2 separate regions of the Homo sapiens genome follow, and region 2 is linked to region 1. A link is an interaction called in ENCODE POLR2A ChIA-PET data of the cell type or tissue named here. Cell type or tissue: B cell. All regions are shown on one strand. Each heading gives the region's core, and the rest is flanking DNA. Links, peaks and the distances in the headings are about the cores only.

Region 1 (6,958 bases), core at 1,959-6,958:
GAATGCTTTGTAAACTTTCCTAGGAGTCCTCAAGGTCTCGTGGGCTTTCTCCAGTTTGGTAAATATTAAAGGCAACTCCTCTGGGGATGTCTAATTGCAAGGTTGGAAATCTGCCTCTGTCCAAACAATGCCAAAATTCTGGTCCAAACGGGAGGTTCTGTTCATAAGCAACAAAGTTATCATTTGTGTTTTGCCCCACCAAGCATTGCCACAATAGACCAAGCCCCAGCTGTGCCTGTAGCCTCTTAGTGTGTGGAAGGAGGTTGATGAAAGGTAGGGGTTCTAGGCTGGCAACACATAGAGTTGGGACTATTTCCTATCACATGCATAGAAAGTAGAAAGTTAATGTACATGAATGATGTATCAATAATGTTAAATCATTACAGTGGAAATTGCAGTGTTCCAAAATAATAAGTAACAAGCTAACCTAAGGAGAGTAGAATTCTGGCTTCCAACTGGCTGAATTCTACAGTCTTACATCAAACAGAAGTCTTATATTTGACTTGATCAAAGGCCACCATCCTCGTCCCTAATAGTGTAAACCAGTTAAATCTCTGTTATTATTATTACTATTATTATTTGAGACATTTTATCCTAATGAAAAGTCCACCAAACTGGGAGTTCAAAGATTGGGTTATAAGTCCCAGCTACTCAGGAGGCAGAGGTAGGAGGATTGCTTGGGCCCAGGAGTTTTGGGTCCAGCCTGAAGAACAGAGAGAGGCCCATCTCTTAAAGAAAAAAAAGGATTGGGTGGTTATAGTCTCAAATTGGGGAATATTAACAACTAGTAATGCCACTAATAAGGTTGTTGTGAGGAACAAAAGAGACGTGAAAACACTATATAAAAAACCTTTGTGAATTTTAGTGTTTTATTATCAGTACTGGAAATAGCATTAATACTTGCTTTCTAAATGGGGAAACAGTCTCTCTGTTTCTCGTATTTTTAGTTAAGAGGGCTTTTAAAATTTGCTGTCTTCTGTGATATCTGTAACAATCCTGCAAAAGTGGCAGAGAGAAGAGATTTTGCTTCTTTGTTCTATGTACTGGGGGGTTAGGAGAGAAATAAGAATTTTTTAAAAGTCTGACAACTGAAAAAAAAAAATATATATATATATATATTTCAAAATCCAAACTAACAACCTTACTTTAAGTCTTCGCAAAAAAGTAAACTCAGAGTTACTGGTTTCAAAGTTTAGTGTGCATGAGCTATTTGGGATGCTTGTTGAAAAGGTAAATTCCTAGACCCCAGCCTTAGAGATGCTGAGTCACTGGTTCTCGATGGCACAGTATCTGATTCTGATGCAGACAGTCCCAGGACCACTATTAGCAACACTGTCTCCAGGATGCACGGACAGTTGTAGGAGTTGAGAGTAGGGGGAACTTGCTGTTTTTCTTCCAACAGAAAGAGAAGGATTCATGACTTGGCTAGTGTTTTGGGTACTGCGTGATCTAAATGTTTTGAACTAGGATGAGGTGGAGAGAAAAAAAAAAGAGGTCATTTCTAGGCACAGAAGATTGCCAGGGAGCCGACTCCATCCAGAACAGAGAATTGGGAAGCAGTTAGAGATGGCATCATCATGAAAAATGGTTAGAGAAAAAAAAAAGGAGAATGAAGGGATATGAAGGAAGTGAAGTGGTCCCAAGAGTCCAGGTGACATCTTCCATGAAACTTACTCTGAAGCAACTGTTCATTTATACTCCTTCAACCTGAGAGCACACACATTTTTCTCCATTTTATTTCAAGAATACTTGGAGAAATTGATGCACCTTTACCCCTATCATAGAAAGCTAATTGCACAACCAAGATAGAATTTTAGAATCAACAGGTATTTACAGGCACAGTATTTACTATGTATGGGAGATGGTGTTAAGTGCTATGAGGGGTAGTCCTGGCACTTAATGGTTATATGCCTCTCTCTCATTAACAATGTCTTAGACAAATCGAGTATAATACAAATCGAGTGTAATAATACAATTGACACATTGGGGGCTGCTTCTTGAAATAGCACTTAAAAACTCTGGAGAAACGACCGCATTTGAATATTTTCACTAAAACTTTTTGTGCTTTAGCTGTATAAAAAGCACGGTTTTGAACCCAAAGTTTGAACTTAGCGTCTTGGTCTGCTGTAAAAATCTCAGATGGGCATGCCTTGGGACATATATCAGCATCTCAAAACTAGTTTGCATTGGGGGACTTGCCTTCAAGGTAAACATATTTCCTTTTAATTAAGTGTGCCAGCTGACAAAGCAGCTATACACAGACCAGGCAGGAGTTGAAGACGTGTACACTGTTAAAAGATGTCATCTTGTAAGCAGCTAAACATCTCCATCCGTGGAAAAGCCGCCAGCCTGAGGAACTAAGTGAACATAATTAGAAATACATCTGGGTATTGGCCTCCTATCTGAAAAGGTCACATGCACACCTTCCATTGGTACTGGTTATGTTCCATCATTATGTTCCGTCCTTGCTCATTCGTCTCCCACTGGTTACCAGATGGCCATGATAATGTCGGTATCCTTAACAACTGTCTAGTGCAATTCCCTGCAGCATGGTAAGGGCTTGAAATATTGAGTGTTTTCCCTTTGGAGAAGCAAGTGACATGTCTGGGAATTGCTTACAACCGCTCTGATGGGGTGGTTGCGGAGTGATGGCAAACTGGGTCATGGAGCCTAAATTCAGCTTGATGTTGTACAGGTGGAGGCCACCAAAGCACGGTGTTTGCCATTTCTCAAGCTTAAGATGAAGGAAGGCTTCATCCATGCAGAATCTGGTGTTTACAAATGAGCACAAAATAAAGTGAGGTGTAAATAAGCATTAAGATCATTATAAGAGGAAGCTTCGCTAAATTTGCTGAAATGTTCCCCTGAGTTAAGGTGGTTTTGATAGAACTCTCTCACAAGAATGCTTAGGGAGTCCTCCCAGCATGGTTCTCTGAGGTGTGCCAAGTTACCAGATGGATTTGAGGAACGTTAAAAGAGAGGAGTATGGGTATGGGGAGGGTGGAGAAGGTGGGTGTATCAATCAAGTTGGGCTAGATCATGCTGCAATAACAAATGACCCCCAAATCACCACTGCTTTAGAACAACAAAGGTTTATTTTCTGCTTATGTTATATGTCTCTTTTGGATCAACCAGGGGTTCTGCTTCATGTTAATTTTACTCCAAGACCCAGACTGGCAGAGTTGCCACTATCCTGGGACATTATAGATGGTCACAGCAAAGACAAAGAGAGATTGTGGTCAGTGGTACACTGGGTCTTAAAGCAACCATCCACTTCTGTCATATTTCATTGGCCAAGGAAAGTCACAAGGCCACTGGCCTCCAAGAGAGTGAGGCACACAGGCTTTCCACAGGCCCAAAAGGAGAACAGGAAATAGTTGCTGAACAGCACTCATGACCCCAGAGCAGATGGCGATGCATTTTAGACCCATGGACATCTTTGGGGCCAGATGACCTTTTCAGAGGCTCCAAGCACTGAAAAGATTATACAGATGCTTGTTGACTTTCTATGGGGTTACAGCCCAACAAACCAATTGTAAGCTGAAAATATCAAGTCGAAAAGGCATTGAATACACCTAACCTACTGAACACATAGCTTTCCTAGCCTACCTTAAACGGGCTTGTAACATTTGCCATAGCCTACAGTTGGGCAAAATCATCTGGCAACACAGTACACTGTAGAGTACCGGTGTTCACCCTCTTGGTCTCGTGGCTGACTGGGAGCTGCCACCCACTGCCCCTGCCAAGCCTTACAGGAGAGTGTCCTACTGCATATCACCAGCCCAGGAAAAGATGAAAATTCAAAATTCAAAGTATGCTTTCTACTGAATGCATGTTGCTTTTGTACGTGGAACCATCGTTCAGTTGAGGATCATCTGTATAATCCAATATAAGAGCAATTCCAAACTAGAAATAAATGTAAAGAAGCCCAGCAAAGTTCTACCTTTCCCTATGATGAGGATGACTTTAATGCTTCAAAAAATGAAGATTCTTTCAAAACAGTTTTTGGGTCCTACTGCTTGCTGATGACACAAACATTACTTACTGTGTCTAGAGGGCCAGCCTACTCTTTTCTTTTCTCTGCAAGAAGGTCCACTGTGCGGGTAGCCTGAAGCGTATTCTGTGGGGCTGGATGGGTGAAGTGGGGCTGGGAGGATGCTGGCATCCCCCAGACTGTAACAAGGATGAGAGTCTTTTTAGTCCCAAACCAGAAGTGATTATTGAAATTATACCATGGCCATGAAAGTTCTTTGTCAGAGGGAAGAGGGTAATGGAAGTGTTTTCTCGTTTGTCTAGGGGAGGACGAGGAAGAAACGAACGTGATAGTTCTCAGCTACCCCCAGTACTGCCGGTACCGCTCGATGCTGAAACGCATCCAGGATAAGCCATCTTCCATTCTAACGGACCAGTTTGCATTGGCCCTGGGGGGCATTGCAGTGGTCAGCAGGAACCCTCAGATCCTGTACTGTCGGGACACCTTTGACCACCCGACTCTCATAGAAAACGAGAGTATATGCGATGAGTTTGGTGAGTCTTTTTTTTTTTTTCCTACCTGATTCTTGTGCGTGTGTGCCTAGTTGTTTTCAGTTCTTCTGAAGAGCGGTGATGGGGAACGGGGCTCACTTTCACAAGCCCCATGTGCTGCCCCACCCCTCCCATCCCCCAAATTATTGCGGCATAAGGCGTCATTGCCTCCTTCGTAGCCTCTGTTTACTATGAGTAAGAGATGATTATTTATAATTTGTTGTTCAATGTAGAGTCTGAAGTTGCTTGGTCGACCTTGAAATTGGACTTTAGGACAGGAAGCTTTCATGTTACTTTTCTCTCAAAAGGCTTTGTCTATTCAAATGCTTTTTTATTTAACTAGTCACTCTCTTTTCATTGTTATAAGGTATTGTAAAAATGCACCAATGGTAACCACTTCAGTAGTAAACAGTGAATAGATAAATAGATAGAAAGAAAACAACTTCAGTACTGTATGGTGGATAAATAGATAACCACTTTAGTACTGTACAGTAGATAGACACGTAGAGAGATGATAGATAGATAGATAGATAGATAGATAGATAGATAGATAGATGATAGGTGATAGATATCCATGTCCTGAATTTTTTCATACACTCATACACACACATGCACACGTACACGCACATTGTGCCCACCAAAGATGGATACATATCTTAATCTGCATCTCTGCCTAGCTAACTGGTCACGTGTCTCTACATGTAGACAGAAGGGGAGGAGAAGAAGATATCACATCACCAGTTTGGGAAGCCTTACACGGTGCAGTAGATGGCGAGATGCAAGCCAAGATAGTCGTTCTCTTACATTATCACTTTCTCATCTGTTTGTTGAGGAGACTGGATCATATCAGTGGTTTTCAGCAGGCTGGGCAGGGATGTCAGAATACCCTGGGGTAGCCTTATCAAACTGCTTGTGTTCCTGGGAATTTCTATACTTAGAGGCGTGAACCCCTACCACTCTCACCCTACCCCTTCTCTGGAATCACTACCACAGAGTGACTGCTGGGATGGCTGAGCCCTGCTGAATCCCTCATGGCTACCTGGGTGAAGAAGAGGTTGAGACCCTTAGCCTGGAGAGAGCATAGGGTCCCTTTGAACTGAAACATTCCTTGATTTTGTTGGCTGATGTTTTCCTGAGAATCACTAGTTGGCAGATTATCCAGATTCAGGTTACTCTGCTTATCCTTTGCAGACCTTGGTATGGTTTCAGGAGTCCACTATGGCCTCTTAAATTTGATTCTTCATGATTCCAACAGCCCTGGTGCTGCTACTAGAGAAATTTTGCAAGTAGCTATGTGAACAGAGTTGGGGTGAGGATGAGGAGATGGCATATGATGATCAAGAAGGAAGGGAAGACAGAGAGAGGAAGGGGAACCAAATGATCTAAGTCCATTAGATTCTAAGAGCCATGACATTTTTTCCCTCTAAATTGTGTTTTTGGATATCTCTCACAACTCTGGCTTATCAAATGACTGTCATTCTGTAAGAGGGCAACACTGTTTGTATTTATTTTTTCTTCTTCAAAGAAATTTATTTATTGTCATATTTTTAGTATTCAAATATCCTTTGACTTCAAGTAGATAAATGTATGCAATACATTTTTTTACAATGCCCTCTCTTTTCAGATCAGCATTTACAAATCTTCCCTTTTCAATACCTGTGTTTGAGTTTTTCTTCCACATTCTCGGCTCCCAAACGTTGCTTCCTACTTGCCGCTCAAGAGGTCTCTAAATTCCTGACACAGAATAAAACTGAAAGCATGTGTTCCCTCATTTAAGAGTGTTCAAAATTAGAGTTTCACAACGTAATATGAGGAAAAAAATGTTTTAACCTTTCTGGTTAATTTAAGAATTATTAGTCATTGAGTTTCAAAGCTGTTGGATCTAGAATTGGTAATAGAAAGAAGTTCCAATTTAACAGCGATCACAATGGTTGTTAAGAGTTACTAAATTAGTTTTAAATGTTCTCACAAAAACAAGCATCTGACTTTTGAATGTTTTCCTGAACTTTCTTCTGGTATAGCTAATTTTAATGCTGTTTTTCTTCTCCAGCCTCTTAAAGTGGAAGCTTTCTTTTGGAATAAAGGTACCTTTAGAGACCTTCTAGATGGCTAGTTTAATAATTAGAGTATTAGACATTTTTTAGTTGTTTGTACTTCAAATAGTTTGTACTTCTTACAGACTTTCATGTTAGTAAGTGGACCAAAAAGCTTATTTTGAGCAGATTTGAGCAACTTCACTAACATCCCTCCCCACCGTCCCACTTTCGGTCACAACCTAAATTTCCAAAGAGCACCCTTTTAAATCTCCAACTGGTTGCATTTGAAATTGACATGGGTTAAAGTGTTTGTTAAAATGTGGCATTGAGTTTCTCCAACCAACTAACAGTTGGTGGAAGAACATAAATTTAATTAGTGACTAGCATTAAACAAATGT
Region 2 (7,588 bases), core at 2,589-7,588, 120 kb before region 1:
ACACTTTTTCTTAAATGAATGAACTGTCAGCTTTTCCTAGGAGGTTTTAGAAGAGAGGCTTCTGATATGACCGTAGTTAAGTCATTTCTCCTTTCTGGACTTCCATTTCCCATCCAACATAGAAGGCAGTTGGACCAGACCAGAGGCACCGACATTCAACACTCAGAGTACATGGAAACCACAGACATGTTTTATTTGACCTGCATGGAGATTTCTGAGTGGGGTGGGGAGCACTAGGTGTGGGATTGAGGGGCGGTGGTGGGAGGTGTTTTGTTGCCAATATGTAAAGAAATTTTCACATAAAAATGGCAATATCCAAATTCCTAGGTTTTCTTTATTTTCTTTCTTTATTTTATTTATTTATTTATTTATTTGAGATGGAGACTCACTCTGTTGCCCAGGCTGGAGTGCAATGGCATGATCTCGGCTCACTGCAACCTCTGCCTCCCAGGTTCAGGCAACTCTCCTGCCTCATCCTCCCAAGTAGCTGGGATTACAGGCATGCACCACCACACCCGGCTGATTTTTTGTATTTTTAGTAAAGGTGGGGTTTCACTATGTTGGCCAGGCTGGTCTTGAACTCCTGACCTCAGGTGATCCACTTGCCTCGGCCTCCCAAAGTGCTGGGATAACAGGAGTGAGCTACCGCACTCGGCCCCTAGCTTGTCTTTAGAAGTCATATCTGGCAATACTGGGTTCAAAGGCTTGCAGGGAAACAGTTTAGGAAGTGCCCCCTTTTAGGATAGCTTGATCTCTCTGATTCCCCAGTGCCTCCAGCCCCACGTCACTCCTTAATGTTAGCTACCTGACCCCTGAGCTAAGCAAGCCCTGAATTTCCTTCTATATCAAGCATTCTGTTATTCCAAAACTGTATGAAATACTGTCAATTGGTATTGGGTCACTAATAAGCATTTGATAGGGTATATATTGGGTAAATCTCTGTGTTGCCACTCAATGTGATTTATTTATTTGTTAATGTCACAGGGACACTCAATGCTCTGCATCTCCATTTGTTCATCAGTGCTGAAAAAAATGGGCTACTCAGTGAAGAGCTACTGAGGCCCACGGATGCCATGCAGCCCACTGGCCTCGCTTTGAATATAAGGCTAAATGATTAGGATGCTACCTCTGTTGCTGCTTCTCAAATAACCCAGATATTTACACTAAATGATGACAAACCATGAGAATTTTTTCATTGACATTCTTCTAGTCAATGAAGTAGATCATGCAAGTGGTAAGACGGTACATTTTTCCCATGGGACTCAGTAAAACTATTTTTATTTTGAATGGAAAATAAATACAGCCTGTAAACGTTATTTATTTTTTCTGAGAAATGTCTTCTATTTCTCAAATTCTATGATTCCATGTTTTGTTAATGCCTTTCTCCACCAAGACAAAAATACTCCAAAACTGGGGATATTCTACTAATATTATATTGGTAGAAAAGAATAAAACTAAAATTGCCTAAGTATGTCCTAAATGCTTTTCAATACAATTACATTTTAGCCTTACAGCAGTCCTGTGAAGTAGATATTGTCATCCTACTTTTACTGTGAGGGACCAGTAACACCTGGAACTAGAAGTCAAACTCAGAGTGGTCTGATTTGAAATCCCAGCTTTTCCTACTTTACTTCACTGCCCCCTTGAAAAGTCTGTTTCCCAAACTGCAGACAATGACTTGATTTTTAGGTGGAACTAAGCACTGATTAGTTAAATATCCCTCCATTAGTGACTACAAATAAATAGATCTATTTTTGTCATTGAGAAATTTATTTTAGGTGTGGAAATTTTTAAATTTATCTGATTTATCATTAATTGTTTTTCATTGGTGAATTTTATTCTTAAAAAACTTTTAAGTAGCATTTTTGCTTCCGTTGTACTTACTTGTATGATTTCCTTGTATTTACTGCAGGTGGATACTGACTTTTCTTTCATTTATAAACAGTTTTAAAAGTGAGGCAATAAAACAAATAGCCAGGCCAGATGCAGTGGCTCACACCTGTAATCCCAGCACTTCAGGAGGGCAAGGTGGGTGGATCACCTGAGGTCAGAAGTTCAAGACCAGCCTGGCCAACGTAATGAAATCCTGGCTCTACTAAAAATACAAAAAATAGCTGGGCGTGGTGGTGCGTGCCTGTAATCCCAGCTACTTGGGAGGCTGAGGTGGGAGGATTGCTTGAACCTGGGAGGCAGAGGTTGCAGTGGGCCGAGATCATGTCTTTGCACTGCAGCCTCGGTGACAGAGTGAGACTCTGTCTCAAAATAATGAATACGTTAAGTTAATTAATTAAATAGCCAGGCATGGTGGCTCAGGCCTGTAATGCCAGCTATGCAGAGGCTGAGGCAGGATGATACCGTGAGCTCTGGAGTTTAAGGCTGCAGTGAGTTATGATCGTGTCACTATGCTCCAACCTGGGTGGCAGGGCAAGACCCTGTCTCTAAATATATATATTTATTTATATAAAATGAGGAGAGGAAACAGCACAAGTGGCAAATTGATAAAGAAAAAATCAGAAAGAAAATGCACCAATGTTTAAACTTCAGGAAAAATTAGTCTGAAGGGGAAGGTATTTGGTCAGGGATCTTGGGAGAGGCTAACTTCATCTGGGGTTAATTAGAGTCCCATCTCAGGGAACAGCCATCTTATTGGCTGAATATGGGAAAGGGCCAGAAATAATAAAGTATCTACAAGGAAAGACGTTAATAGAAGAAAAGATCTTTTCTCTTTTTGTCTTCCCAGTGGTTTCCTCTTCAATACACCCCTTCCTGTCTCCTAACTCGATCCCACCCAGCATCTATTACTCTCCTATTAGGCTGCTCATGCATTTTTAAATCCAGCTTAATTGGACATTGACATATTTGGCTCCTCTCTTTAGCACCAAAGCCACCCAATCAAGTAAAAAATTTATTTTCTCCTCAGTACTGCAAATGGAAAGTATCTGCATGCAAAAAAATAAAATATAAATAAAAATTCCTTCTGTAAGAAAGAATATCAACAAGAGCACAAAGTAGAACATGCCAAGTGTTTAGAAAGACAACATCAGCTTCATTTTATTTAAATGCTCCATTGTTTGTAATAAATTTTTAATAGCTTGAAAATCTAATTTTTCCACTACCAATTTTATCCTTGGCCACTTGGCAAATACTGATACTGGCTTTTTTTTTTCTTTTCTGCCTCTGTTACCCCAGTAGTAAAAGCTGGAGATCTGGATATGTGAGTTCTTAATTATGAACCATTACAATGAAAATATCAGCTCTGTATTGGGAATAGCACCAAATGGTATAAAGACCTAGACTGTTATGAATTATTTGGGACCAGAGTATCTCTCCACCCTACTATAGGAGAGAGAACACTCAGAAAAATAGAGACGAAAAGTCTGTGGGGGTGGCTGATCTGTAGTGAAACTCTTTTATAATTTAGAAGACACAATTGTACCGAACCTTTATACTAACCACATATTACTCATTGCATAATTATTGCAGGATTGAAAATGTATGACAAATGTGCCATAACTCCCCCCGCCCACTCTCATGGCAGACATTGCTAATCAACTATGAAACTCTTTCCCACTAAACATTCTAGGTGGACACCGCGGTTGGGATAGTGTGGCAGGGGGAAGGTTGGGGCAGAAAGAGCAAGAATCTCCCCTATTCCTGATACTTCCTTCTTGTAAAAAGAGCACCACTAATGTAACACTCCTACTTTCCTCCAGAGAAGAAAAAGAGACATAATCTGATTGGTAAGCTTTAAAAGAAACACTAGTCATGGGTTGCCAAGCCCCTTCCTCTGGCAGTATGCACACTCACACAGAGCATGTGCTCCTGATATTTCTCTACCAGCTAATAAATTTATCAGTGAACTTACTCCTCAACCTGTAGGAAGATCAGCAGTGGTCCAATGCTGCTGGAGGCTGGGTGTGGTCCCTGCAATATCACAGTTAAGAATGGGGACGCTCACTGGCACAGCAGATATAACCACATTCCTCAGTAGCAACTTTAACAACAACAAAGGTGATGTTTTGACTCTTTCTGTCTTACTCTTTTGCCTAGCTCTAATTGATTCAAGCCTTGGGCCAAAAAGAAGGGTGATGTTTCAGGGTCCCTTAAAACCCCTCACAGAAGCAATTGATTAGGGCGCTCACAGGAAATTGATGTACAGTCTAGTACACTTCAGGAGCCATAATGTGGTCTGATTTACAGTTAACGAGAGATGTGTGAGGTCAGTGTTGTTTGGGGTGGCATGCCAACGACCTATACAAGGCCCGACACAGGAGTAGCTCTTGTGTCATCAAGTTCCCGAGACTTTGCAGTCCAGATCATCAGTTCTGTCATTGCTTCAGACATGGTCTGTCCCAAGCAACTCACCCAACTGACCAAATTCATGGGCAACCCTCATATACTCCCGGTGGAAGTGGAAATTGGTGCCATTTTGAGGGGGCCAATTTAGCAGTACATAGCCAAATTGTCCATTTAGTTATGCATTGTGATGGCAGTTTCACTTCTGTGTATCTATTCTCATAGAAAATGCACAAAAATAAATGTCCAAGTTTATTGCAACACCTATTGTCACGATGATAATTTGGAAACTACCTAAATGCCCAGCCATAGAGAACTGGTTAAATAAATAGTTATGAAATATTGTGAATTGGCTTCTAGTCATTTCATGGGTTTTTTGGTTTGTTTGGTTAGTTGGTTGGTGTTTTAGAGACGGGGTCCTGCTCTGTTGTCCAGGCTGGAGTGCAGCGGCGATCATAGCTCACTGTATCCTCCTTGGGCTGAAGTGATTCTCCCGCCCCAGCCTCCCAAGTAGCTGGGACTACAGGTGCACGCCACCATGCCTGGCTATTTTTTAATTTTTTTGTAGAGACAGAATCTCTCTATCTTGTCTTGAACTCCTGCATTCAAGTGATCCTGCCCCCTCAGTCTTCCTGAGCACTGACTGGGATTACAGGTGTGAGCCACCATGCCTGGCCCATTTTGTTTTTTAATGTAGCAATTTTATACTATGTGTCATGGCATGGTGATAGATGGGGAAAGAGTATCCACTTCTTACTCTATATTTCTTCCGTTTGAAATTTTGAGTAAATGTTCTAATTTTATGATTAGTAATTAAGAGAAATGAACATGAATTTAATAATTTTTAATTTTTTTTTCTTGAATGGTGCTGTCCATCATTTAGACTGCTCTCCATGATGACAGTGCCTGGAAGCTGAGCAGGTAACAGAAGGTTGGTGGGAGAGCCAAGGATTGGGACAAGGGCAACAGTTGTCTGGAAGGAGAATTCTCCCATACCAAAGTGTGCCTAATCAATCCCCTCTGTCATAATAGAGTCCAGCTTTCTCCAGCTTTCCTAGGACCAAAATTCCCATGACTGCCAAAACCGAAGTTCCTTTTTTCTTTTCTTTTCTTTTCTTTTCTTCTTCTTCTTCTGAGACTGCATCTCACTATGTTGCCCGTGCTGGTGTCAAACTCCTGGGCTCAAAATCCTCCCACCTCAGTCTCTCAAGTAGTAGGGAATGCAGGTGCATGCCACTGTACCTGACTCTTTCATTTTCATAGTGCTGGAGAAACATCATTCAAGTCTTCGTCTTTTGGTTCTCATCTCAGAAACTCCAAGCAGATCATAAACACATACTCCCTGCAGTTAGATCTAATACAATGGGTTGAGCTTCAGCTTTTGCCAGGTGACTGCCCTTGAAAAGATTAAAGATCCCTGCCTCTCTCCCTTTTGAAGAGTCAACTTGGCATTCTAAAGACAGTGAGTGAAAATTCTATTTGACTTTGTCTAACTCAAATCTATTTTACCCATTTTTGTCCCTGAAAAACCTGTTTCACAGATCAAACTTTAGCCAACACTTTATGAAAAAAACTCCCAGAGTTCTATTTTTCAGCAATATGAATATTCTCCCTTGATTGAATATGAGCTGTCCTCATCTCCCTGTGACCTCCTCAACTACTCAGGCTTTTCCTTGGTGGATGTCATTTCCACAGATAGTTGGTTTCATTGATCATACATGAATCTTAAGTATTGACCACCCATCCTTATAATTGCAATCTCCTCTGCCGCGTAAGATTTGGTTTGTCATATTTACAATAATGCCAAATAATGCCTTGGGTTTGCCTAGTGCTTTCAACTTTTAAAGGCTTTTCATATCCATTATTTTATTTTGTTTTCACAATAATTCTTTTAGGTATGATTGGCTCTGTGTCAACTGACAGATGAGAGAACCAAGACTGCAAGAAGTAACTGAGAATATGTCTTGATGATGAGCGAACCAGTCCTACAACCAGTGTCTCCTACCTTTTGGTCTTGAGCTAGAAGCCAATTAATCCCAAGCACAGAATAGTTTCTAGGTACACTGGACTTTTCAAACCACTTGAAGCCTCAAAGCTTCAGTACTGAAAGCTTAGTTTGCTAGATGATGTATACCTTAAACCACTAGGCTTCTCTCTATTGAAATAAATAGGCTTGTGCCATGCTAGTTGTTGGCATTGTTTTGTCATTTTTGTTATGTAATAGGGTTCCTGTCCCTCAAGGCCAGAAGAATATAGCTATACGACTTATTTAAAAAGACACAGCCAAGGAAAGCAGTCCAAGCTTTCTATGCAGTTCCAGGTATATTGAGATCATTCTCAATATGTCTGGTAGCAACAGAGAATTCTTTATAGAAGGAGGTGGGGGCACTTGAGTTGGGTTGCAATGGATCATGAGAGAGAGAATAAGTAGAGGCATTTCAGAAACATAAATGTCATGAACAAAAGAATAATAGTCATAAAAGTTTTCTGTCTTTTCAAGATCCTGGTTCCCTCCATCTGAGATAGAATATTGATGATAACTCAATCACTGAAAGCAATTCCTCTGTGTCTGAAGGCATGCTGAGGTTAAGCAGAGACCCAAGGATTAGGGCACTGGGCACATTTTCTTTGGAGCCTGGTCACTATTCATTACCCTTCCTCAGGGCTAAGTCACTTATCAGTAGCCCATTCTTTGATTCACACACCTGACACCTTCTCACTCTTGTGTTAAGTACTATGTAGACACAACTTAGAGTGTCCAGCCACCTCCCTCCAACTGTGCTACTACCTCCAGGGCTCTACTATTTAGAAGTTCTAAAGTTGCCACAGATTTAGGACTTCTGCCTTTATATTTCCCAGCTACTAAATGATGAGGAACAGCGACATACCAAGGGTAGAGACCCTCAGAGAGGTAGAGAAGATCAATGTTTATAGAGACAAGTATTGGAAGGAGACTGCGTGCCAAGCAAAATCTCTAAATTACCAAAATTGAATTGAAGTGACTTTCTCTCAGGCTCCTCCTCGGGTGGGATAGGCTTTGTGTGAGATACAAAGGAAAAAGAAATCTACTAGTAAAGCACTTTCTATCTGGCAGAGAAGTTAACTGCAAGGTAAAAAGTCACACAATATAGCTGTTTACCCATCCCGAGTTCCCTCAGGGCTCGATCTCAATGAATGGTTTTATTTTTAACCAGAAGATCTAAACTGATCTTCTGTGTTGGGCTAACTAGCTAACGTTCCTATCCATAGGAGATGGTGCTTTAATGCCCAAAGGCCAACTTTATTCTTTCAT

Evidence for each region. Peaks named below come from ENCODE experiments on the same cell type or tissue, not always from the same donor. Only the 100,000 strongest peaks of a DNase experiment are listed, where the experiment ranks them.
Region 2: POLR2A ChIA-PET joins it to region 1 with 6 read pairs; 7 of 35 experiments call an interaction of 5 or more read pairs at or near these places.

What each region holds. Positions count from the first base shown.
Region 1 is chr10:61,995,795-62,002,752 of GRCh38, forward strand. It overlaps ARID5B (AT-rich interaction domain 5B), which reads left to right. Exons shown (of 10, transcript NM_032199.3): 4 at 4,297-4,527. It overlaps LOC124902435 (a long non-coding RNA gene), which reads right to left and starts at 4,656. Exons shown (of 3, transcript XR_007062155.1): 1 at 4,553-4,656; 2 at 4,046-4,173; 3 at 2,273-2,357. In B cell, for the core only: no CTCF peak of the experiment used is centred there; DNase peaks (open chromatin) are centred at 3,437, 4,647, 5,167 and 6,187; H3K4me3 peaks cover 3,058 bases; H3K27ac peaks cover 4,942 bases.
Region 2 is chr10:61,879,320-61,886,907 of GRCh38, forward strand. No RefSeq gene overlaps it. Among named protein-coding and RNA genes, the nearest start is that of LINC02625, 15 kb to the left of the region's middle. In B cell, for the core only: no CTCF peak of the experiment used is centred there; no DNase peak of the experiment used is centred there.